3 separate regions of the Homo sapiens genome follow, and all the other regions are linked to region 1. A link is a loop called in an ENCODE intact Hi-C map of the cell type or tissue named here. Cell type or tissue: mammary epithelial cell. All regions are shown on one strand. Region 1 overlaps AOAH (acyloxyacyl hydrolase). Region 2 overlaps AOAH (acyloxyacyl hydrolase). Region 3 overlaps AOAH (acyloxyacyl hydrolase).

Region 1 (8,000 bases):
TCTGGAGGTCTGCCTTCCAGTGGGGTCTGGCAGAGGAAGTTCTGGGAGAATAGAGAGAGGATATATCATCTGGTTTCTGCCTCTGTCATCTCAGGCTTAACTAGATTAGGTAGCACAGTTCTCATAAACTAAGGCTTTAATATAGACAACTTCAAGAAAGTAATTTAACTCTGTGCATTTGATTTGTAAACCTTATAATCTCCCGTGTGTGAGATGAGTCTCATATTGAGGGAAAGTCCCTGTGGCCCTATGATTCATTATACACACAGAGGCACACAGAGGAAAAGAGGGAGGGAGAGGGGGGAAGGGGAGGGAGAGAGAGAGAAACATCAGGCACCAGACTGTGCTGGGCACTCTGTTGGACTCCATACCAGGCAGCTGTGGGCTCCTTCTTCATGGGACTCACCGTCTAGAGGAGCACAGACAATAAACACTTCCCATCTGGGTAACCTGGAAGTCTTTCCTTAATCCTTCTGTGCTTCAGTTTCATTACCAATAAAAATAGCTTAATAATAGTACCTATCTCATTGGGTGGTTGAGAGAATTAAAAAAGATAATCTATGCATGACGTTTAGACTTGTAAGAGCTCAATAAATGTTAGTAGCATTAAGGGCAGTCCAGAGTACTGTGTCAGCACATAGAAGGGACATCTGCCCCACATGTGGGGCTTTCAAGAAAGGAGTCTTGAAGGAAGTCTTATCTAACGTGTGAGTCCTGGAAGGCTAGGAAGAGAGAACCAAGCACAGAGGGGCCAGGGGGAAATAGTTCCAGTATTGCTAACACCGCATGCAAAACCTCAGGGCTAAATTCATCATATCATATCCAAAGGAGACCAACAAACACCAAGTATTACAGTTACACATTTTCATGTAACAGGTAATCCCCAAATTTAGTGACTTAAAATGTACTACACACCAGCAGATCAGTAGCAATAACTACTCAGCACCTGGTACGATGCTTATTCGATGCACATTCAACTTCAGCGAAATAAGTCACTTTCAGGGAAAAAGTAGAGCCTTTCCTCTTTGACCCTCTGCCAGTACAAAAGCTTATGGGGGCAGTGAATAAACAATCAAATAAAAAATTCTAGCAAAATATGACAAGTAAATACAAAGAGGACAAAATGGCAAATAACACTCCATGTTTCATCATTTTGCTTGAATGCAGCTCTTTTTATTTATTTATTTTTACCTTGTCAGCTCCTCTTAGTTTCTTTCTTTTCCTTTTCTATTATTTATTACTTAAGCTCTAACCCTATGATTTATTTATTCAATGAATGAGTCGAGGGATGCATTTCTCTCACTGCCGCATACCAAATGAGAACGCATTGTACAGTTAAACTCTTTCTACTGAATTCCCTTCCTTCCATTGTTTTTTTTTTTTTTCATCCCCTAGGGTGATTGAACTTTTTTTTAGATACATAAAAGCAAGAAAACAAGAGTATAAAATATCCTCCTCATATGCAGAGATAACCACAAATCAATTCTTTTCTAAGGCCATTGAAACAAATTCTTCCACAAACAGAAAAAAAAAAATTCCTCCAAGGGCCTGAAATGAGCACGAAGAGGTACACGTCCTCAAAGCTGACTCTTCTGATACCTTTGATTCTGTAAAAGTTTAGTCATTTCTACAACAGCCAGACTGCAATTTGTCTGGGATGTGGGTAGTTTTTCTTTTTTGGGGGTAATAACTGGAATTTGATACCAGAAGAAGTCCAAGGTCAAGTTACAGAGGGGAAAGTGGAGAAGACCTCACTGGGGCCACCTGCTCACCAGGACTGACCTGGGCTCTTGTTCCCCATGACCGTGATCATAAATGATGATCTCATTTTCTTTCTCTCCGCTCTTTCACTTTATACCAAGAGGCTGTCCCAAAACCTTGCCATTCCACCCCTCTGGGCATACACATCTGCTGGCCCTGGGTGACTGCAGCAACCTCTGGCCAGGGGCCCTGCTTCCTCACTCTCTTCCTACATCTTCAGTAGTGTTTCCCAGAATCTCACAGGGAGCTTCTTTAAAGTACAGATCCTGATTGGGTAGGTTTGTGGTGGGGCCCTAGTATCTCATTTTGAATAAGTGCCCTACCTGACTGCAATGACTGGCCATGTAGGGAAACCCTAATCTGCAGGCTACTGTAGCTATTCAATGTCATCCTCCACCACAAGGAACCTCCATGTCCCCAACCTCTCCTGACAGCCCTCCTCTCCCACCCCCGTCAACAATCTGGGTCCCCTGAACCTACCCCTATCCCCGCAGACCTCCAGGTCTCACCACAAGCTCTTCCTCCAGCTCCACTGTCTTGACTGCTCAGTTGCTAATCAACAGACAAGGGTTGGTTACATCTGGACTTCCTCTCAGAGCCTTCCTCGCCTGCCCCGGCCTTTCTCTCTTAGGTGTCCTCTTCTAGGTCTCATGGTAGCTTGTGCATGCCTAGCTGACTGCACCTAACCCTCTAGCACTAGGGCAGAGGCTGGCAAACTTTTTCTGTAAAGGAATAGACAGTAAATATTTCAGGTTTGCAGGCCGTTTGGTCTCTGTTGTGACTGCTCAGTTCTGCTGTTGTCATAGACAATATGTAAGTGAACGGGCATCGCTGTGTTCCAATGAAACTTAGTTTACAAAAGCAGGGAGGGCAGTGTCTGACCCAAGGGCCATAGTTTTCTGACCTCTACTCTAGGATCCAACAGACTTAGTTTGTATCTGGGCTCCATGTTTAACCTTTTGTCAGTTAGCTAAACTTGCTAAGTCTCAGTTTCTTTATCTATAAAATACATATAATAGCAGAGTCATTTCAGTATTGTCTTAGTCCATTTCCTGCTATAGTCCATATTCTGCTATATTTTCTCTGTCTATATTCTGCTATAGCAAGATACCTTATAGTGTAATTTATAAACAACAGAAATTTATTGTTCACTGTTCATGGAGACTGGGAAGTTCAAGATCAAGGTGCTGGCAAATTTGGGTCTGGTGAAGGCCTCTGCTTCGTAAATGGTGCCTTGTTGCTGGATTCTCACATGGGGGCAAGGGAGCTCTTTTATAAGAGTACCAATCCCAGCCATGAGGATGGAGCCCTGATGACTTAATCCCTTCTCATCGGCCCCACCTCTTCATATTAACAGTGGGTATTAGTTCCAACATATGAATTTTGGGGGGACACCAACATTCAGACCATTGCAAGTATTAAATAAGATAATGTTAAATAGGATACTTGGTGTTTGGTAAGCACATGGTAATATTTGCTTTCTATTATTATTATTAATTATCGTGAGCTTATTTGTTTATCTTCCCAGCTAGACTTTACATTTTTTGAGGCTGAGCCGGTGCTTTTCACCTCCAGAGCCCCAGTTATCCACCTTTATCTATTTCTCTGTCTTTAATAATAGAACAGTGATAGTTGGGCATAGGGCTGCCCAGCCAGGGACTGCACTTCTTAGTCTCTGTTGCAGCCTGGTATGGCCATATGACTAAGCTCTGGACAATGGGGTGTGAGAAAGAAGTGATATTTGCCACCATCGTGCCAACTTCTCCCAAGGGATATGTGTGCCTTCACTTGGTCTTTTTTCTTCCCTCCAGGTGACAGGTGGCAGGATTACGGGCAGCTACCTCAGACCCCAGGATGGAAGCTGCATGTTGAGAATGACCTAACTTTCCCCCAGCCCTGGACTGCTTCCCTCTGGATTACTACATAAAAGGGAAACACTTCCATCTTAAGTCACCAAATTTGGGACTCTGTGACCACAGCTGAGCCCATATCCTGCTCTGTTAAGAAGAGCTGATGCATCCACTCATTCTTGTTGGCTCTGAAATATATGTTACCAACATGAGACCATGACCTCTTTGCTGCTTTCTGCTCCGCTTTCCTTTGAGCTCTTTAGCGGTCAGGCTTAGTGATGCTATCCTCAATTTCTGCCTCTGGAATCTTTGGACTTTGTACTTCATGCATGCTCTTCCTTATATTCCTGCAGGAATTAGGTCATCACTAATGACCTAATTTAGTGGTTTAGCTCATCACTGTGCCCTAACTCCCAACCATTTCCTTGAGTGGAAATTCTGTATGATTTCCCTAGGAAATCATATAGAAGCCAGTCTTGCCTCCTAGACGTTTGACTAGAGCTGGGCTGGATAATCTCTGCCTACTCCCACTCCTCCTAAGGAATTGCATGGAAGGAATTAGTTGAAAAAACAATGAATGAACAGTGTATGACAATTAATTCCAACCACCTAACATTATTTTTAAATGATGGAATTTTCTCTTTCCACATGCCAATGAACTTGAGATTCTAGGCGTTTCCCCTGTGATGAGTAATTTCATGAGCTCCATTTGATGGCTAAGGAATGTGGGGGAGAGTGAAGCAGGTGACAGACATAATTAACCAGGGGACAAGAGATTGTCCTCTAGTTGCAGCAGCAGGCTGGATAGCACAGGCATTGACTGACTCACACTGCCTCCTGATACAGAAGTCTTTATTTCATGTTCTGGCAGAGCAGGTATGTGGGCTGAGTAATTATAAATGCTTTTCAGAAGTATGGAGTTTAAAATAATTTCCTCTTGTAGTTTTCATAACAACTGGTGTTTGGCTTTTTACTTCTCTCAGTAGGCAGCAGGGCCAAGATGATGGATGTTCCCATGAGCCTGGGAGTGCACCCTACATGGCTGGCAGGTGAGAGACGCAGATTCTCACCTTGAGTAGGGAGAGAAGGGCATCGAGTTGATCAGAATTCAAGAACGGCCTGTCTGGCCTGTTCATGAACAGGGAAAGGAAACGGAAGAACATTCTGTCTCTTGTGGCCTCACTGCTGCTGGAGAGCAGAATTCACCACGGTGAACACAACTCTCTTTTTCTGACAGAATCAGTGAGAAGTAACTAGGATTGAGGTTTCTCTCCTCATCACCTAGCATCTTTAATCCGCTAGCCTGCAAGATGGCTGAGGAGCAGAAGATGTGATTTTGTCCAGTTTTACTAAACAATAGCTTTTCTTCATCTTAAAATATAATAAGAAAGCACTATAATGCTTAGATATTTCTGGAGTCGACATGAAGGTAACTCAGATAGAATTCCCATATTTTGTATGCATCATGAAAATCTTCCTCTGTGCTTAAGGGAGGCTTTATGTGCAGTGATAAATCCAGACAGCGGGAAGCAGGGCGGGTGAGTGAGCGTAGGGTGACAGCTTCGATACTGCCTGTGCTGTTTGTGGGTTAATAAAGAGTAGCCAAATCTGATATACAAAATCATCTCAAAGGGAGAAATGAAGTGCATATAAGCTTGAGAGATGGGAGCCGCTTTGCTCTCTAGTGAATATGCATTTTCAGCAGCTAGATTAAGGATTCATTTTGTCCTTGACACAGCACGAAATTCAATCTGCGCCTACTTACCCTACAGACAACAGCCTGCCAGGGGTCGTGCAAAGATTTTATAATGGGATAGGCAACAGCCTTAGCTAGCAAAATAAACATTTGGGAAATTGTATTTCAGAATTGCTTCTCTCTCCTCACCCCCTCCCCCAACCTGTCATGCAATTCTGATTCAGTGAAATGCAGCATTTAATATGTTGGAAATAATTTTTGAACAGATGGGGGAAGAAGCAGGAGGGCAGCATCCCTTGCTGGCCTCAATGATCTTTCCACCTCCTCTTCTTTTTCAACAAACAACTCAAGCAGAGATTGTTTTTTCCCTTGAAAGAAAAGAAGAAAAAAAACAAAACCAGCATGAAAGTGTTTTTGGATTTGCTCTTCATCTTCCTTTGACATCTTTCTAAGTTGAGGTCTTTCTTGTGGCGTGAGAAGGTCGATTTGAACCTAACTACTGAGGTTTAGATATTTCGGAGAGAAGCTCAGGTTGTTTAAGAAGAAAGGGAGCAGACAGGTCGGAATGAGACTCAGAACCCTTTGTGTCTCTGGAACCATGAGAGAGAGTCTTCATACTCTCTTTATTGAACTACAAATATCTTTCCAGATGAATACACTCCTAATCTAATTAGCTGTAAACAGGACTCCCGGGTGCCCCACTACTTAAGCAGAGGATGGCAAGAGCAGGAGAGGAGAGGGGCTGCTGCAGGGAGAATGCCTGACAGTGGATTCCTTTTCAGCGAATACAGCTGGGATGGGGTCATGTACGCACAGATGTGTTTTCTGCCTTATAGGGAGACAAAGGCAAAGAAGTATCAACTAGCCTCATAGAAGGCAGAAGGGCCCATTATGAAACAATGCCCACTTGTTTTTCTACAGCATTTACTGTGCTTGCCAGACAATACGATCAGGTCCTTGGTGCAGCAAAGGAATGGAACGAAACATGTCTGGGCTTCCTGAAGGGTCTTGATTTGTAAATGCATTCCTACCATCAGACCCCAAGGGAGACTCCTGCTGGTGTTTGAGGTCTTTAACTGGCACATGAGGCAGGCAGTACTCATAGGGTGCAATGAGACAACTCCTTCCTTTTTCCCACTGCACACTCATCTGTGGTGCTAATTCATCCCTTGCCCTGGAAGAAAATCCAGACCAGCCCAATTATGCACATGCTCATTCTCAGAAACATACACTCTTCCGGTTATATTCAATTCCATTTCAGAAAAGAAAAATGTTCAGTCTTCACAATTTTAAGTAAAACTTCTTGCTCCCTGTCCATCCTGGGCTTGAGGCTGATTATCTGCACCCAGGGATGGGAATGTGGTCCACTTTCTTTGTCTACTTGGCCAGCTTTTCCTTCCTCTTGCTGGCTGAGACTTGCGGTGGAGGGAGAAGAGGTACAGTCGGGTGTGATTGCCTCTAGCCGGGCAGATATCCAAAGCTGACTTTCTATAATGAGGGCTGTTGTGGGGCTCTTGAGAGGCACTGTGGGGAACAGGTGACTGAACTTGCCATGGTGGAGTGTGTGCATTCTCTGCACTCCACTAGTCACTTAAGTTTGCTGCTTCAGCCCTGCTCAGCTGGAGGTTAAGCCCTGTGAAGTCACCTTGCCCCTGCAGGCCATCCTCTGCAGGATGTCCAGTGGCCCAGGCTGGCTCTCCCTTCCTGGGGCTCATGTCCTTGTCCAGGGCCCACGCTCTTTCTGTCCTGCTGCCTCGGTCACTGCTCTTACATTCCCCATGGGGGTGTCCAACACCAGTCCTCTTGGGCTCAGTCTCTGCAGACCCCTATCCAGTTATCTTAGTGGCGTCTTTACAGTGAGGGGGAAGCACACTTACCTTCCCCGACAGGGAAAGCTGAGCCCCACTGTCCCTCTGACACTGGCCATTCCCAGCCTCAACTCTTCTGGACCTTTGATTCTGGAGATAAGTGACAGGTTGCAGAATTGGCTTCACTCCCTTCCTTTGCAGGCTCTGTGGACATGGTCTCATCTTTCACTTGGAAGAAATATTGGTGGTGGGAAGGTGGGAATAATTTGTCCACATTGTCTCAGGCCTTAGCTAAAATGTAGATAGAAATAAATAGTCCAATTTTTAACATTTATAAAAATGATTCCCGATTTCTGACAAGGTAGCCATCATTATTTATACTTTTTAGATGAGGAAACTAAAGCTCAGAGTAAAGAAGTGAGTGTAGGTGGCTCAGCCAGGATTTGAACACTGGTCTGTTTGAGTCAATGTCCGAGACTATTCTACATGTAAGTTAGGGGCTTGAGATTCTCCACTGGGCACTGTCATGACTGTGGAGTGAGCTTGGCATGTGGCTATCAGTAGGGTGGCCAGACATCCAGACTTGTCTGAGCCAGTCCAGGTTAATGCCTGTTGTCATGGCATAATTATGGGAGCAATCCCTCTTCTCTCAAAGTGTCCAGTTTGGACAATAAATTATATGCTCACCATAACTATTAATATTAGGAGCTGTTGCGGCGGGGAGGGGGGGGGGTCTGGTACAAAGAGACAAAAAGCACCAGAAGTTTCCTAACAGGGATGGCTCTTTAGTAGTCTCCAAAGGCTGGCTGAGACCCTGTGGGAAGACCTGCAATTGGCAATGAGCTCTAGGCAGTCTCCCCCAGAGGAAGGATGCTGGGGGACAGC
Region 2 (8,000 bases), 55 kb after region 1:
TTCACATGAGGAAAGTCAGAATTTCCATCAGGGATGCAAATGAGAAGCTAGTGGCACTTTACCCGTTCATTGCGTCAATACACATTTCCTTGGTATGTGTGAGGCACCGTCCTAGACACTGGGTATAGAGTGGTGAACAAGACAGAATTTGCCTTCCTGGAGTTCAGAGGATAGTGGTAGAGACAGGCAGGCAGTCACACAGGAATATATCTTGTAAAGTGGCAAGTTCAAGAAAGGAATATACAGGAGCTATGATAAGAGGGCTATCTAATAGGGCCCGCCTCCCTGAAGAAGTGACATGTAAGCTGAGCCATGAACGATGGGGAGGAATAATCCACCAAGTGGAAGGACAGAGTGAGAAATTGCTTTCCAGGCAAAGGGTTGGGCTGGGGTGGAAGGTCATATTTTTCCTACAGCAAGGCATCTGTGGCATCAATGTGGAAAAAAATGTATTAGAAAGAAGGAAAGAGCAGATTTGGTTGGACTCACTGGGACAGTAGTGCAGGAGCTACATCAAAAGATGATTGGGGGAATTCTACATGAAATGATGCTGTTCACCCAACACGGGATGAAACTCACAGGTGGAAGAAGCCAGACACAAAGGAGCATATACCGCGCGAGGCCTTTGATACGACATTCAAGGATAGAGTTTCCTAAAAATGAACTAGCCGGTGGCGATAGACTTCAGAATAGTGGCTACTCTGGGGACTATTGACTAGGAGAGTCATGAGAATTCCTTCTGGAGGGCTGAACATTATCTACGTCTGCATTTGTGTCTTCACCCGCCCTTAGTAGGTAATGTTAGGTCAGCTGAGAGAAAGGACGAGAGAGAGAGACCCAAGTTTAGGCAAGCCTTTATTTAACTTGCCGGCTGCTCTACTACAGACAGAGGAGGCAGTCTTGAGCTTACAAAATGAGGGGTTTATATGGGGGAGAGAGACCCTGGGGTTGTATGTTGGTTAACTCTGCCACATATCACCTTGTGACGTTTATGTACCGAAGGATGTAAGTAAAGTTTGTTTACGTTTTTTATGACTTTTTTTTGTGCGACCTTCCCCTGTGCCATCTGGATGGTTTGTAATTGGGGTTTGCTTTATTGCTGCAAGGCCTGATAGGTAAAGTCTGCTGACTTCACCACGGCACCTAGATAAGGGCTTCGAAATGTAAAAAGGCTTGGGGGAAGGGGAGGGGTGGCACAAAGAGGTTTGGTGGGGGGTGTTGGCAGTACCAAGAAGCTTTTTTGGGGCAGTTTGTCCCTAACAGGTAGGTAATTCCACCTGAGCATTCATACGTGCTACGTAGGAGTGATTTGCAGAATGATAAAAAGGTCTGCTATATACCACTGAAAACTAGATGCTCAAAATGTAATGTTAAGGGAACAAAGTAGGGTATAAAATTGTATATGCATTATCATAACTCTCAAATAAATTCTCAATACAATATAATTTATTTGAAAAGTTAAAAGGAAACACACATTTCGACATCAGTTGTTTCTGGTGGTAGGATTTCAGCTGACTGTTGTAAGAAGACACCCCAGGGGAGTTTCTGAAACATTGACACCACGTTAGAGCTCAACCAATCTCTGAGTAGAACAACCGGGGTGTGAACCCAGTTCTGTTCTTTCCTCGGGAAGTGACTTTCAGGAAGTCACATAACTTCTCTAACCCTCAGTTTCCTCCACTGTAAAAAGGAGTCGAAATGACACCTCCAACCTAGGCCTGCTTGGGAACAAAACAAGATCAAGTGTGAGCCTCTACACCAGCACTGGGCCCAAAGTGAGTGCCCAGTCAATGTCAGTTACTACTATTCAGGGGAAGCTCAGAGGCAGAGGAGGGTGAAGCTGTCCATGTGTATACCCATTGTCCCTCTTTTCTGGGTCATCTGCAGAGATAGAGGCTGGAGAGGGGGACCCGAGGCAGAGGGTGAAGGCCTAGAACAGCCGTCAGAGGAAAGTGAAGGGGGCTGTCCAGGGAATCGTCACAGGCTGCCCAGCAGCACTGAATGCTAGCTGGGGTAGAAGGTGGCGGTTCCCACATGAAATCCTCCAATTCCCTTGCAGCCAGAGGCAGTCGAAATTTTACAGAGTTAGGAATTGAGAAGGGGGTCAGGGTAGGAAGACAAGGACATGAAATTTCAGAAGTAAACTCTAGAGAGTATAAAAATAAAGAATGCCATTTTAAATGGGACAATTTAAAGTTGAACTTTTTGCGACTATGTGTAGCTGTGGGTGTAATGTATACATGACATTATTATTTAAGGAAATCACAAAACCTGTGTCACTTGCATTTCTACACAGAGACCCATTTCTTCCTTGCAATATCAAACAGAAAATATTATGATATTATGATACAATAGTCACACGCTATTTGAACACATGAAAAGTTTTTTTTTTAATTAAAGTTAACTAACTCTTCTAGGTACCAGTGGAGCCTGCAGCTTCTCAGGTGGAATTAGGGGAAATTTAATTCGCACTTAGTCAGTGACAGAGGAAGCTTGAAATATACACGTTCCTCAGGTAGTTGCATCTCTTACTTCCTGCTCAAGGAGACAGGCTGATGTATTTAATACTGTCCATCAGCAAAATCATGGTCATTGGTTAGGCCACAAAGCACTAAAATGAACTTCATTTTAACATGAATAAAAAGGAAATTACAATTAAAATAGAAACCTATTGTGTTATATCCAGAAAAACTACAATTCAAGAAAGAAGGCAAAGAATTTTTTTTCACGGGCAGCTCCTGAAAATTAATATTCTGTGGCCTAACTGGATTCAATATTATCCTCTCATCCAGAGTGTGCGGAGGGAATTGTGTCAACATTTGCAGCCTCCTCTCCGCAATCTAATTAAAAGCTACACAAAATGATATAATGCACACAGGGTCCTCTGAACAGCTATCACTGAATAATAATGTTATCAATAATGATCATTTAGCAGTCATTTCTCTTAACACTTTAAAAACTGTATCAGTTATTGTGCTAAGCATTTTTTACATATTAGCTCACCGACTTCCCACAATAAACCACTGTGGGAGGTAGTTTATCATAACCCATTTTATGAGTAAGAGCAATAAGGCTCAGCGTAGGGTGACCAACTGCCCAGGATTTCCCAAGATGTGGGGCTTTCAGTGCTCATGGCAGGAAAGTCCTGGGCAAACTGGCATGAGTTGCTCACTCTGTGAGAGTGACTTGCTTGATTTTTAAGTGATAGGGATTTAAACCTCTGCGTCTCTTTGATCAGATTTCCTACCTACTGGCAGGCCAGCTCAAAATTACAGTCCACAATGGCTGAACAGCAAAGACATTCTTTCTAGCATGGTAGTATGGATCTAGGCCAAAATGCAGGAATATTATTTCTTGCGGGGTAATTGAAAATGTCATCTTGCCTCTCCCTGTCCCCAAAACACTGAGCGAGTAAAAGCTAAGCCTCCCTTTCTAACATTTCCAAAAGCCTTGCATGTCCCTGGAAACAGATGTTCAGAGTGATTACACACTCACCTTGGGAAGAGGGTAGAGATGACACAATGGTTGGCCAGTGTTCTGTTTACAAAACTCCAGAGTGTGACATACCACATCAGCATTCATATCTGCGCTAAGCCTGGAGGGAAACGGTGCAAAACAAAGGCTATTCAGATCTCTTAGGCATTAGGAAACAGAAGCTACTGCAAAGAAAGGTAAATCCCCAGAATGGATTCTAATACCCTCAACTCCTTGCAGAGTGGCCTTTGACCCCAATCCCGGGGAGCTGCTGGATGGTAATGATTTCCTGCCACTGTTGCTCTCTCCTGCATTTAGAATGAGGTCCTAAAGGCGAGGATGGGGCATGCACAGCACTGAGCTGCCAGTCAGCCTCTCACGCGAGTGCTGGGATTCTTTTCAGGCAAAGCCACACATAAAATTGGGAAAGAAAAAGTGGGCAGGGACGTAACTTGATGGAAACAATATTTTGAAGTTTGGGCCTTTGAAACATGGTAACCTTATAGTGAAAAATCATTTACGATATAGCCTTAAACACCTAACCTTACTTTCTTAGGCACAATCCAAACAATCTATTCTATTCCCTTATAAACATATTTCTTTTTTCTTTCTTTTTTTTTTTTTTTTTTCCTGCGAGAGGTCAGAGTTTTGTCAGGCCTCTGAGCCGAAGCTCGGCCATTATAACCCCTGTGACCTGCACATATCCGTCTAGATGGCCTGCAGGAGCCAAGAAGTCTGGAGCAGCCAAAGAAAAACTACAAAGAAGTAAAACAGCCAGTCCCTGCCTTAACTGAGTAAAATTACAATATTTTACTATCGTGACTTGTCCCTGCCCTATCTTAGTTGATCATTTGACTTTGTGACATTCTTCTTCTGGACAATAAGTCTTATGATCTCTCCACCATGTACCTTGCAACCCTCTCCTCTGCTAACAGTAAATAACTACCTTTTATTGTAATTTTCCATTACCTACCCAACTCCTATAAAGCAACCGCTTCCCCATCTCCCTTCGCTGACTGTCTTTTCGGACTCAGCCCACTTGCACCCAAGTGAATAAACAGCTTTATTGCTCACGCAAAGCCTGTTTGGTGGTCTCTTCACACGGACGTGCTTGACATTATTATTACTCAAATCAGTCTCCCCAATTATTTGGGAACAGAGTCTTTTGTTTGTTTGTTTTTGTTTTTTTGACGCAGAGTCTTGCTCTGTCGCCCAGGCTGGAGTGCAGTGGAATAATCTCTGCTAACTGCAACCTCCGCCCCCTGGGTTCAAGTGATTCTTCTGCCTCAGCCTCCCCAGCAGCTGGGATTATAGGCACCCACCACCATGCTTGGCTAAGTTTTATATTGTTTAGTAGAGATAGGGTTTCACTGTGTCGGTCAGGCTGGTCTCGAACTCTTGACCTCAGATGATACACCCACCTCGGCCTCCCAAAGTGCTGGGATTATAGGCATGAGCCACTGCACCAGGCTGGGCATATTTCTTATTCTTATGGAAGAAAGTACAATGTAACTGACTTGTTTGTTTCCCTGGGGATGGTATAAGGACAGTTCTTTTAAAACATTTAGTTTACATCTAGATTCAACGTATCTGATTCCATGTTCATTTTTTCTTTCCCACTCCCAAAACTCTTCTTACCAAGAAAAGTGAGTATAATTTTTCGAATGACATGAACAAGTATAAACTCTTATTACATTTTGAAGCAAATGTATAAACTCTTCTATAAGTAAAAACTCTACTTATATACTTCTTTAAGTATAAACTCTACTTATATACTTCTATAAGTATAAACTCTTATTACATTTTGAAGCAAATTATTGATTCAAACCACAAGTCAAACCAAGACAACAAAAACAAACAAATCCAGCAACACAGGTTGGTAATACCCAGAGACCAACCTTTGTATTCTGCGGAGGGACAGTGATGGAGTCTAGAAGAGACTTTCTTTGGGTTTCTTCCCAGCTCACATGACCACTTCACTGTTTTCCTTTGCCCGTTGGCGCAGGCTTCTGGTAACTGTGTTTATATGCCGTAGCTCCCAGCCAGTTGATTAGATCTCATTAAACTACTGTTTCAAGAAGGACCAATCTGATTCTTTCAAACATTTGGAATTGGTGTTAAAAATGTTCGGCTTCACCCTGGGCTACTCTCAGAATAAGAGAAGCTCGAGTGAGCTGGGATAGTGCTGTCGTAATTTCCTGCCAGGTGGACTGAGTATCTGGAAAGCCAGTCTGCAGGATGGGTTCTGAGGGCAGAACCCAGAGGACGTGCAGTGAGGAAGCTGGAAGAGAGCACACTCCCTGGGTTCCTTTGGTTTACTGTCCTATTTTCAGTCTCTTTCAGAGGCCTGGGTATTTTCCTGACCTTTAGTCCCCTGATCTGTGTGCCCTAGGTTCTTATAATAAATCCACTCCAACCTCTCCCCACCCAACTATTATAACAACTACCTCTACAATCACTGCAATGACTAACACCTCTCTTCTCTCCCTGAGCCTCCTCCACCTCCTCCTCTTTCCTTTTATCTTGTGATTGAAAGCAGTTAACAGCTCACACATGGGCCAACCCTTGAGCACTCCTGGGTTAGAATTGGAGTGCATGGCCCCTTTTAATCCCTGGCCTGAATGTGAGTCACTGAATTGGCTTGCTCCCTTCACTCTCCTCTCTGCTTTCTTTCCCTGATGCCCATTTCACAGACTCAATTGGGTTTGGTCTGCTCCACCAAAGGAATTTTACACCTGGGCATGCAGAATAACAAATGGAATTTAGAATGATAAAAAGCAAAGAAAACAAAACAGAAAAACACTCTTGATTTTCACTTTGTGAGTAAGCAGCAGTTGTAACGGTTGCTAAACATCAAAATATCCTTAAAAATCTCTAAAAATATTATCTTGTGACCGCTACACCTCCAAACACTGGGAGGAGCCTTGAGCATTTATTTCTACTGCGCACCTTCCAGTAGAAAGAACTACCCTGTGTTAATGAAAATGTATCTTAATGAAGCCCATCACAGAAAGGGGGGCCACCTTGGAAATCTCCAAATATTTTGAGGATAACCAATATGTGAAAACAGGCTGGAACCATGGCCACCCAAATTTAATTCCAGCTGAATGCAGCTAAAGGTGTGGCTGGCAAGATGGTTTATCACCCTTTTGTGAGCACCTGAGTTAAGAGGGAAATGCAGCGTTCATCGTGAAAGTCACCTGCTTAGCCCCAGGTCCCTTCAAGGGAAGTCAGGGGGTAAGACTGCAACTAAAAGTATCAAAGACGCCATCCCTTTTAAGCAGTGAAGCAGGCTGCTTGTTGCAGATAAAGTCCATTACCAAACTAATGTCTACCAGGGGTCAGTAAATCGAGAGGGTGGCTGTTTTCACACATCTGTTCTCAACTTAATTGTTCATTTATTTAGCTGATGACTGCTGTCTTTATGGGGGTCTGGTAGTTAGTGGACTCGAGAGTGATAAATAGGGCTCTGGTTAATCTTTGTTTTTAACCTAAGGCTAGTATCCCATCTGTGGCAATCCAGGACAAGCAGAGCCAACTCATCATGTGATATACAAGACCCATTCTCTTTTTCCTCCCTAATAGGGCACAACTTCAAGTAAGGCAACTTGAATGTGAGAGTGGAGATGTGGACCACTCAGAGAGTGAGGCTGGCCATCTCTGAGCTGGAGAGTAGAAGAGGGGAACTGGACATGTGGTGTCCCTCTAGGTCCTCTAAGATGATTTATCATCAAAAAGACATAAAGTGACAAGTAGTCCTTTGGATAAAGAGAGAAAATGCTGAACCCCATAAATCCACACAAATTTAAAACCACTAGAATGTGCAAGATGCATAAGAAGTGGCAGTATGGCATGTGTACTCTTGCTCAGCCTTGGGACAGAAGGCCTAAACTACGCCTCATTTGCTGAATCTTTAAGCAGTCTGCAAACTCATAGGAACAATTCCCACCTTTTCTCTTTCCTAGAGCAGCAAATAAAGCCAAGAGAGTCACATTTTTCATTTTTAAAAAGACTTTTTCTTTTGAGCAGTTTTAGGTTTACAGTGAAATTGAGAGGAAAATACAGAGATGTCCCATTGACCTCCTGCCCCGACACATGCACAGGCTCCCCTATTATCATTATCTGCCACCAGTAATTTCTTAAAATTGATAAACCCGCATTGACACATTATCATCGTCCAAAGTGTTTAGTTCACCTTAAGGTTCACTCTTGGTGTTGTATACTCTATGGGTTTGGACAAATGCATAATGACTTGTATTCACCATTACAGTATCATACAGATTAGATTACCACTGCCCTAAAAATGCTCTGTGTTATGCCTATTTGTCTCTCTCTCCATCCTAACCCCTGGTAACCACGGATATCTTTGTAGTCTCCATAGTTTTGCCTTTTCCAGGATGTCATATAGTTGGAATCATACTGCATGTAGCCTTTTCAGATTGTTTTTTCTCACTTAGTAACACGCATTTAAGTTTACTCCATGTCTTTTTATGACTTGAGAGCTCATTTCCTTTTATTGCTGAACA
Region 3 (8,000 bases), 78 kb before region 1:
TCATGAAAGTTTATTTGTTCTGCCAAGCCAGCATGCAGCTTTCAACAATTTCTTTCTTGCCCTTGGCCATAGTGTCTTGTAAAGGCACAGTTTTGGGGAAGCTTGCCTGGCTCAGTCTTCAGTTTGCCTGGCCTGTTTTGCCTGTTTTTTTTTTTTTTTTTTTTGGCATGTCCTTGGAATGCAACCTTCTTCTTGAGGTTCAATTCTAGCTGCCTCACATTTCCCTCTGGACTTGACACTCTGAAGCTCCTGTGGGTTCCAGACTGCCCTGCTGGCTGCGATGCTGGCCCTGCCTGCTCATGAATGCTATCCAGCCCATCCCCTGCCATTCCCAATCTGAACATCCAACAAATTGCCATCAATGGAGAACCAGCCATCTGGAAAGATTTCTTCAAATGCAGAGAGCCAGGATCACCACCACTGAGCCCTCTCAGTTCTCTTTGTCCTTTTATGGTCTTTGTCCCATCTCTCCTTGCAGTCCCACAGGAGTCTCTCAAACAAAAATCAGCAACGATGCAGAAAGGCCCGGGCCAGGTGAAATGTCAGCCTCCCCATCCCCTCCGTGACTTCAGAGATGACATCATCTCCATTCTACTTGTGCTCCTTTTTGCTTCACCAAAGTTCTTGATTAACGTTTTGTCCCTTTTCCCACTTTTCCCTTTATTTTTATTTGGGTTTCACCTTATGTTGTACAGATGCTAACAGAAGAAAGAAAAGAAAGAATGAAAGACAATCGCAACAGGGTGTTGCACGGACTGAATGTTTGTGTCCCTTTCAAATTCCTGTGTTGAAACCCTAATCCGCAGTATGATGGCATAGGTAATTATTCCGTGAAGATGGAGCCCCCATCATGGAATTCATGCCCATGAATTCACACCCAGCCAGGTGCGGTGGCTCACACCTGTAATCCCAGCACTTTGGGAGGCCTAGGAGGGTTGATCACAAGGTCAGGCATTCGAGACCAGCCTGGCCAACATAGTGAAACCCCGTCTCTACTAAAAATACAAAAGAAAACCTAAAAAAAAAAAAAACAAAAAAAAATTAGCCAGGTGTGGTGGTGGGCACCTGTAATCCCAGCTACTCGAGAGGCTGAGGCAGGAGAATCGCCTGAACATGGGAGGCAGAGATTGTAGTGAGCCAAGATTGCGCCACTGCACTTCAGCCCGGGAGACAGTGTGAGACTCTGTCTCGACAATAAGTAAATTAAAAGATAAATAAATCAAATAAAATGCACCCCAGAGGGCTCGCTCACTCTTTTTTTTTTTTAAACCATGTGAGGATATGATGAGAAGTTGGCAGTCGGCAACACGGAAGGGGACCCTCACCAGAACCTGACCATGCTGGCATCCTGATTTTAAACTTTTAGCCTCCGGAACTGTGAGAAATAAATTTTTGTTGTTTATAAGCCACCCAGTTCATGGTATTTTATTACAGCATTCTGAGATAAGACAGTTATTAAAAAATTCCCAGGTATGCTAATAACAGCAGGCCAATGGGAATTGAGCCTCATCAAGACTTCAGACAGAGCCTACTAAAAAGTTGTGAAGAGTTGGATGAATAAGACATGAGGCAGAGTCCTCTTGTAATAAATAGATGCACAGCAAACCATGGACCTGACCTGGACTCTCCTGGGGTCATCTGATGCAGTGGTGGTAGGAAGCCTCTTAAATACTTTCTGACTCTCCATGTTTGCAAAGAGAGTTGAATGACATGTTGAATCAAAGCCCATGCCTGAGATGGCTAATAAAAAGTCTAGAAAAGGATTATGGTGATCAGGAGCTCTGGAAAATCCACAGTAGAAAGCAAATTTGAACCTGTTAGGGAAACACAGTTTAAACAATATCATGTTCCTTGAGAAGAATGTTTACTAGGAGCCTGATATTACAAAGGTGAGATTTGCTTATACATGAGTTTCTTAGACTGTGATTCAATTTTGGCATCTAGGCTTAAAGTAATTCTAGGCTATTTTCATTTTGATTTGCATTTTTTGTGTGTTACTAATTACCAAACTGAAAACTATGGCCCTTAGAGAAAGAAAGAGAGGTGTTGATAGATGTCTTCATGGAACAAGATAATTCAGATATCAGAGTTAGTGATGCAGGTTGAGCATCCCACATCCAAAAAGCCAAAATCCAAAATGCTCTAAAATTCAAAACTTTTTGAGTGCCAACATGATGCTGAAAGGAAATGCTTACTGGAAAATTTTGGATTTTGTGTGTAGGATGATCAACTGGTAAGTATACATAATGCATATATTCCAAAATCCAAAAACATCCCCCAAAATCCAAAATCTGAAACACTTCTGGTCCCAAGCATTCAGGATAAGGATATTCAACCTATACTGTGTTTTCAAAATGAGAAGAGATGACCATTCCCTTCTCCTTCCCTTGGAGACTTGAGCAATCCCATAATTGTGGGGATCATAAAAGGAAAACTCAGGAGAAAAAGCACAAAGAAAGAGGAGGGATATTTACTTGCCAAGCTTTGCGGGGGAATAGGAGCGTACCCTAGGGTTGGGGGCAGTGGGAGAGGTCCACCTTTTGTCATCACCATAGTCCAGCAATTCTAAATAATGTCGATGATAACACATTCCTGCCTGCTAGGAAATTATTCCTGTCTCTCAACCCCCATCCCTTCTCTACATTAGGCAGCAACTACAAGGGAGTCCAGCCTTTGGAAGAACTTGCTTGCCATATAAAATAATACAATAGGTGTTAAAAGAAAATGCTCCAAGTTTATTAAGACTACAACCTGTTTATTTACAGAGGTAAACATCATTTTTTTCCCCCATATGATTATTATGTCTGTGAGGGATATGGGTCATCACATACATGTAGCCATCAGGACAGTAAAACTTAAGGGAGCTTCAGTAACTCACAGGCAAGTGTTTATTTAGGATTTTATCTGTATCGTGACCAATGTCAAAGGGAAGATCCTTTTTTTGTTTATCTCAGGATGAAATTCTGCTTTCTTGGGAGAAATGCAATACCAGACACTGGTCTTTACTTTTTCCTTGATTGATTTTAGAGTGGGAGGTCCATTCAAAGATAACATGGTAAGTTGGTCAGCTTCCTTTCTACTTTGGACCATAACTTAAAATAGACCAATGAATTCCTATTTGTTCTTCAGAATATCTGGATTAAGTTTCTTGAATGATCATGGATGATCTGTGGAGATTTGGAGCATAATGTATTTTGTTTTGTTTTCTTCTTCTTTAATGTAGTTTATTTGTAAAGTCAAAGAAGCTGCTAATGACCAGCTTTTCAAAGATGTAATAGAAACAAGGGAGGAAGACTCATAAAACACTTGTTCATCAAACACTGTTTGATGAACAGCAACACTAGCAGATATTTTAAAGAAAAGGCTGCTTTCTGGCCAGCCCCATAAAGTCATTGGCTGATTTTACAAATGTATTCATGGTGCGGGGAACCAAGAGCCAGGTTTATGCCAATTGAGCTGTCTGGGAAGTTGAGGGCAGCTGGAGGTATATTTAAACTGTCAGTGTAAAAATGGCTTTGTCAGCCAAGTGGCATTTTCTTTCCTCTGTTGGGGAGGTGTGGTGCAGACAAAGAAAAAGAATATCACCTGCTCAAGTTGGCATTTCCTGAAGGGAGGAAAAGTTGCTGCCTCTGTTTAGTTCATAACCAGTTGGAGAATGAGTCAGCAAGAGACAGAAAGTCTTTGGAGATGAGTAATCATCTTTCAGTGCTGGACTGAGGCTGTCAGGGTGGAAAATGAATGGGTCTTGTGCCTACCCTCAAGTGACAGGGACCCTTAACTGCAATTTGCTCTGTCACAAGGATGTGAAATTGTGAATTTTAGTATCATGAAAAATGAGAATATTTTTGACACAATTGTCAGATCACATACAGTACCAAAATGAGAGGAGAGATTTTCATGGGACTATCAGGACTGCAGACTTAATAAGTGACTCTGTAGGATTTTAATTTCTGATAAAAGATTACTTTTCTTCTTGGTAATGGATGCATTTCTACCATACCTTCCTCGAAGGAACTCAAAGTACTTCACAGGCGTGAATGGAGCTGGGGGGTGGGTTGGACATCAGGAGTGAAGGAGTTGCTTCATACACACGGATGATGGTGGTGGCGGGGGACGGCCACTAACAGTTACTGAGTCTTTGCAACTTTACAAGTTTTGTTTTACTTAATCTTTACGTGGGTTAGTTATTTCTATCCTACATACAAGGAAACAAAGGCTGGGTGGTTATTTAATTCACTTGAGGTCACCCAGCTATTCTGTGTCTGAGCTGGAATAGGAAGACAGTTGTAAATTCTGGGCTCTTTCTATAACCACACATCGTACCCACATGGGGTGGGTTTCTGGGAAGATGAGCTGCCCAGGCACGGGTGGTTACCCACAGAGATGGATCTGGGAGGGGATTATCCCTCCCACTGCTTTGGAAAATGCTAAAATTTCAAGTTAAAAATGTCTTTTGCAGTACCTGACTCTGAGCTTAAGTCAGGACACTACCACGGTTCCTGAAAACCAGATAGAAATGCTAGCTCTTTCAGAGGTGGACATGGCGGCACCTAGACATCAAATGCAGGTGCTGTATCAGATGTTCATGGAGGCAGGTCCCACAGTGGTCTCACTGTGCCCACATGCCTTCCCTAGTGGGGTGCCCACTAACTTCCTGAGGAGAAGATGAAGAAGGCCCTGCACCAAAACTAGATCTTCACATTTATTTTAAACAAATAGCAGGAGATTACAAAACAGGAAGTTCCTTGAACTGTTGATGGGAATCGCCAAGCATGGAGAAATGCCTAGGAGCTTTCTCCCACGTTGATGTAGAATGTTCAGTTCAGCTTAATTCAACTTTTTGCTTTTTCACTGTGTTTATTATTGCTGTGAGGACAAGAAAGGGCTGATGAGGCCCTGCTTCCAAGCATATCAGTTCACCAGTGGAATTCTGGACAGACAAGAATAAAGCTCTTCTCTCTATATCCTCCACAGAGATAAGGACTCTTCTGCTTTGTTGACGATTATGTTCCCAGCACCTTCATAGCTCCTGGCACATAGCAGGACTTATAAATCTGATGACTGACCCAGCTCTTAATCTTGAGGCATTATAGAGCTCCATTTATTAAACTTTATTTTTATTTTTATAGAGATGAGGTCTCTCTCTGTCAACCAGGCTGGAGTTGAGTGACGTGATCACAACTCACTGCAGCCTCAACCACCCAGGCTCAAGTGATCCCCCCATCTCAACCTCCAGAGTAGCTGGGACTACAAGCATGCACCACCATGCCTGGCTAATAAAAAAAGATGTTTTGTTTTTAGAGATGGGGTCTTGCAATGTTGCCCAGGCTGGTCTTGACCTCCTGGACTTGAGCGATCCTCCCATCTCAGCTTCACAAACCATTTACAAAATTTTAATGGGCATAGAGATGACCTGTGGGTTGTGTTTGAATGCAGGTTCTGATTAGGTAGGTCTGGAGTAGGGCCTGGAATTCTGCATTTATAACCAGCTCCTGGGTGGTGTTGATTTTGCTTATCCAAAAGCATACATTGAGTAGCAAGGGTGTAAGGAAATGGTACCTTTTCTGTGTACCAGGCATAACATTTAGGAGGATGACACATTATTTCATAGAATCATCACAGAGATTTGTTAGGAAGATATGGTATCCCCATTTCCAGGGCTGGAAAGGGAGTTTAAAAATATTCAGAGAATTGCCTGCAGTCCCAGAGATAATAAATGACAGAGCTAGTGATCACTCTGGAAAGTAAAAAAAAAAAGTCCCATGTGAGTGTTAGACATTATTATATTTTTAATAACTTTATCTATATTCAAGGTTGATGATGATCAAAGATCACTTGGTGGTGCATTTGTTTACACCAGGAATTCATTAATGGGTCTTTAACTCTGCATTTTAATGAGAAGTTATTTATCAAAATGTCTCTCCCCACGAGAGAAATGTGTATCACCTAGGCAGGAAATCTAGTTAAGGGAGACCAGTCTTGTTGAAAGGATGTTCAGAATTGAACTACTAGAGTCTGCAATGCAAAACATGTCAGTGAATGTAATATTTGATAATTCATGATGGCCATCTGCTCCAACCCAGATGCTGCGGATGGGGGCACTGGGGGTGGGGGACAGAGATGATAAACTCTGGATGAGGAATCTTCCATCTTTCGCCTACACTGTGAAACCCTTCATTAGCATTATCTCATCTGGCAGTCAACAGGGGGCTTTGCTCTTGTATAAAAATTGCTTAGCAATGAAAATGAATCAGGAAAGATTACAGTCAATAAGCAATAATTTTTCAGACTCAAGATGTAAAGAGTAAATCAGTAGCTATAGTAATCATGCCTGTTTTTGTGTGGCCACTCAGCAGTGACTCCGGTGTTTGGACAGAATGCTAAAAAAGCAACTTAGTAATATTCCTTCCAGAAAGTTGGGACATGGGTTGATCACTTTGCCATGGGCAAGTTCTTTGGTCCCTCCCTTAGAGGTTCTGATTAAGTTCATCCTGTATGGGGTGTGGGAATCTGCACTGCTCCTGAGTCCCTGGGTATTTCAGGGCCCACTGTGAGAGGTGCCACCATATCCCTCATTTCTGTCACATCCATCAGGTAACCAGGGCTTTTAACCCGACAAGAACAGGTTAGTGAGTGCATTAACCTGTAGGTTGCCAGCTCAAAGCTCTTTCTAACCAGTCACTGGCTCTATTGCATCAGGGATTCTAAAATGATGGTGAAGTACAGAGGTAATGCTGAACCCAACTTTTTCAGAAAAAGTCCCACATTTTATCTTTTTTTCAATACTGAGAGCTATTAGTGTGTCAGAATAGGCAGGAGTAACCCTGCCGAATCTGCTGCCTGGTGGCTTATAAAAGTATAAAACCAGTTGCCCAGGCCCTAAACTAGCTGCTGCTTTCATCTTCTGTCAATACCCAAACAAAGCTACTTACTTTCATGGAAGGCAAAATCCATGTAGAAAAGATTGAAGTTTGTAAATTTCTCACTGGCTGCAATTTTTTTCAGTGTGTTGGAGAGTTGCTCTGCTCTCTGAAGAGAGAGGAAACAGGGAGAATTTCATGAAATCTAGACTTTGGCTTTAGTGAGACAATTCAGGCAGAACAAAGAAATCGATCTTCCCCATCCTACTCTACTTTCATTTCTCCAAGCCATCAGCAGACAGCAGCTCTGCACATTAAATTCTAGTCACGTACAAATGGCCAGTGAACATGAGACAAATGTTAATGTTCATTAGGAATCAAATCAGTGTAAATTAGTGATACTAGTTTTAACACCCTTGGGACTGGCAAAGGTAAGATAACCATGATATTGAATGTTGTCATGGGTAGGTGAATGAGAATGTCATTAGCTTAACCTTTCTAGAGAGCAATTTGGCAATATGGATCAAATCCTTAAACATGGACATACCCTTTGGCCCAGTAATTCTTCTAGGAATTTGTCTCAAGGAAATTGAGATGTACACAGAGACTTACACCTTTAGATATACGATGGCTCATCACAATGCTATTTATCATAGTGTAAATTTGGAAACAATCTAAATGTCCAACAACAAAAGATGAAATAAATCATAATATAGTCACGTATAAACTTTAGAATGGTTACAACATTATGGTGTGGAGAAACAATCTATGAACATTGGAAAGCATAAAAGAGTATGTGCATTCTCATACTATGTAGGCAAAAACCAAATATATTGATCTCTAGAAGTGGTAATGGGAAGACATACACATATACTAACTTTGGGTGGTGGAATTTTGCGTGATATTTGTTATTGTTCTTTATGCTTTTTTGTGTTCTCCAAGTTCTAAAAAATTGAAATATGCTTTTTATGTAAAAAATGTTCAATAAGTCTTTTGTCTGTTTGTTCATTTTTGTTTTTGAGACAGGGTCTTGCTCTGTTGCCCAGGCTGGAATGCAATGGCGCGATCTTGGCTCACGGCAACCTCCGCCTCCTGGGTTCAAGTGATTCTCATGCCTCAGCCTCCTGAGCAGCTGGGACT

The links. Peaks named below come from ENCODE experiments on the same cell type or tissue, not always from the same donor. Only the 100,000 strongest peaks of a DNase experiment are listed, where the experiment ranks them.
Region 2: a loop joins it to region 1, with 4 times the contacts of the local background. A loop is called at or near these places in 4 of 110 quality-filtered maps.
Region 3: a loop joins it to region 1, with 2.2 times the contacts of the local background. A loop is called at or near these places in 2 of 110 quality-filtered maps.

What each region holds. Positions count from the first base shown.
Region 1 is chr7:36,601,073-36,609,072 of GRCh38, forward strand. All of the region lies in intron 11 of AOAH (acyloxyacyl hydrolase), which reads right to left. Among named protein-coding and RNA genes, the nearest start is that of AOAH-IT1, 5.0 kb to the left of the region's middle. In mammary epithelial cell, no CTCF peak of the experiment used is centred here; DNase peaks (open chromatin) are centred at 259 and 4,419; H3K27ac peaks cover 1,098 bases.
Region 2 is chr7:36,655,671-36,663,670 of GRCh38, forward strand. AOAH (acyloxyacyl hydrolase) reads right to left here. Exons shown (of 21, transcript NM_001637.4): 4 at 3,496-3,595. Among named protein-coding and RNA genes, the nearest start is that of AOAH-IT1, 60 kb to the left of the region's middle. RefSeq lists an enhancer at 5,778-6,320. In mammary epithelial cell, no CTCF peak of the experiment used is centred here; DNase peaks (open chromatin) are centred at 3,101, 3,581 and 6,021; H3K27ac peaks cover 2,470 bases.
Region 3 is chr7:36,523,486-36,531,485 of GRCh38, forward strand. AOAH (acyloxyacyl hydrolase) reads right to left here. Exons shown (of 21, transcript NM_001637.4): 19 at 6,933-7,029. Among named protein-coding and RNA genes, the nearest start is that of AOAH-IT1, 73 kb to the right of the region's middle. RefSeq lists enhancers at 3,518-3,812, 3,589-3,733 and a cis regulatory region at 3,656-3,666. In mammary epithelial cell, no CTCF peak of the experiment used is centred here; a DNase peak (open chromatin) is centred at 3,626; H3K27ac peaks cover 683 bases.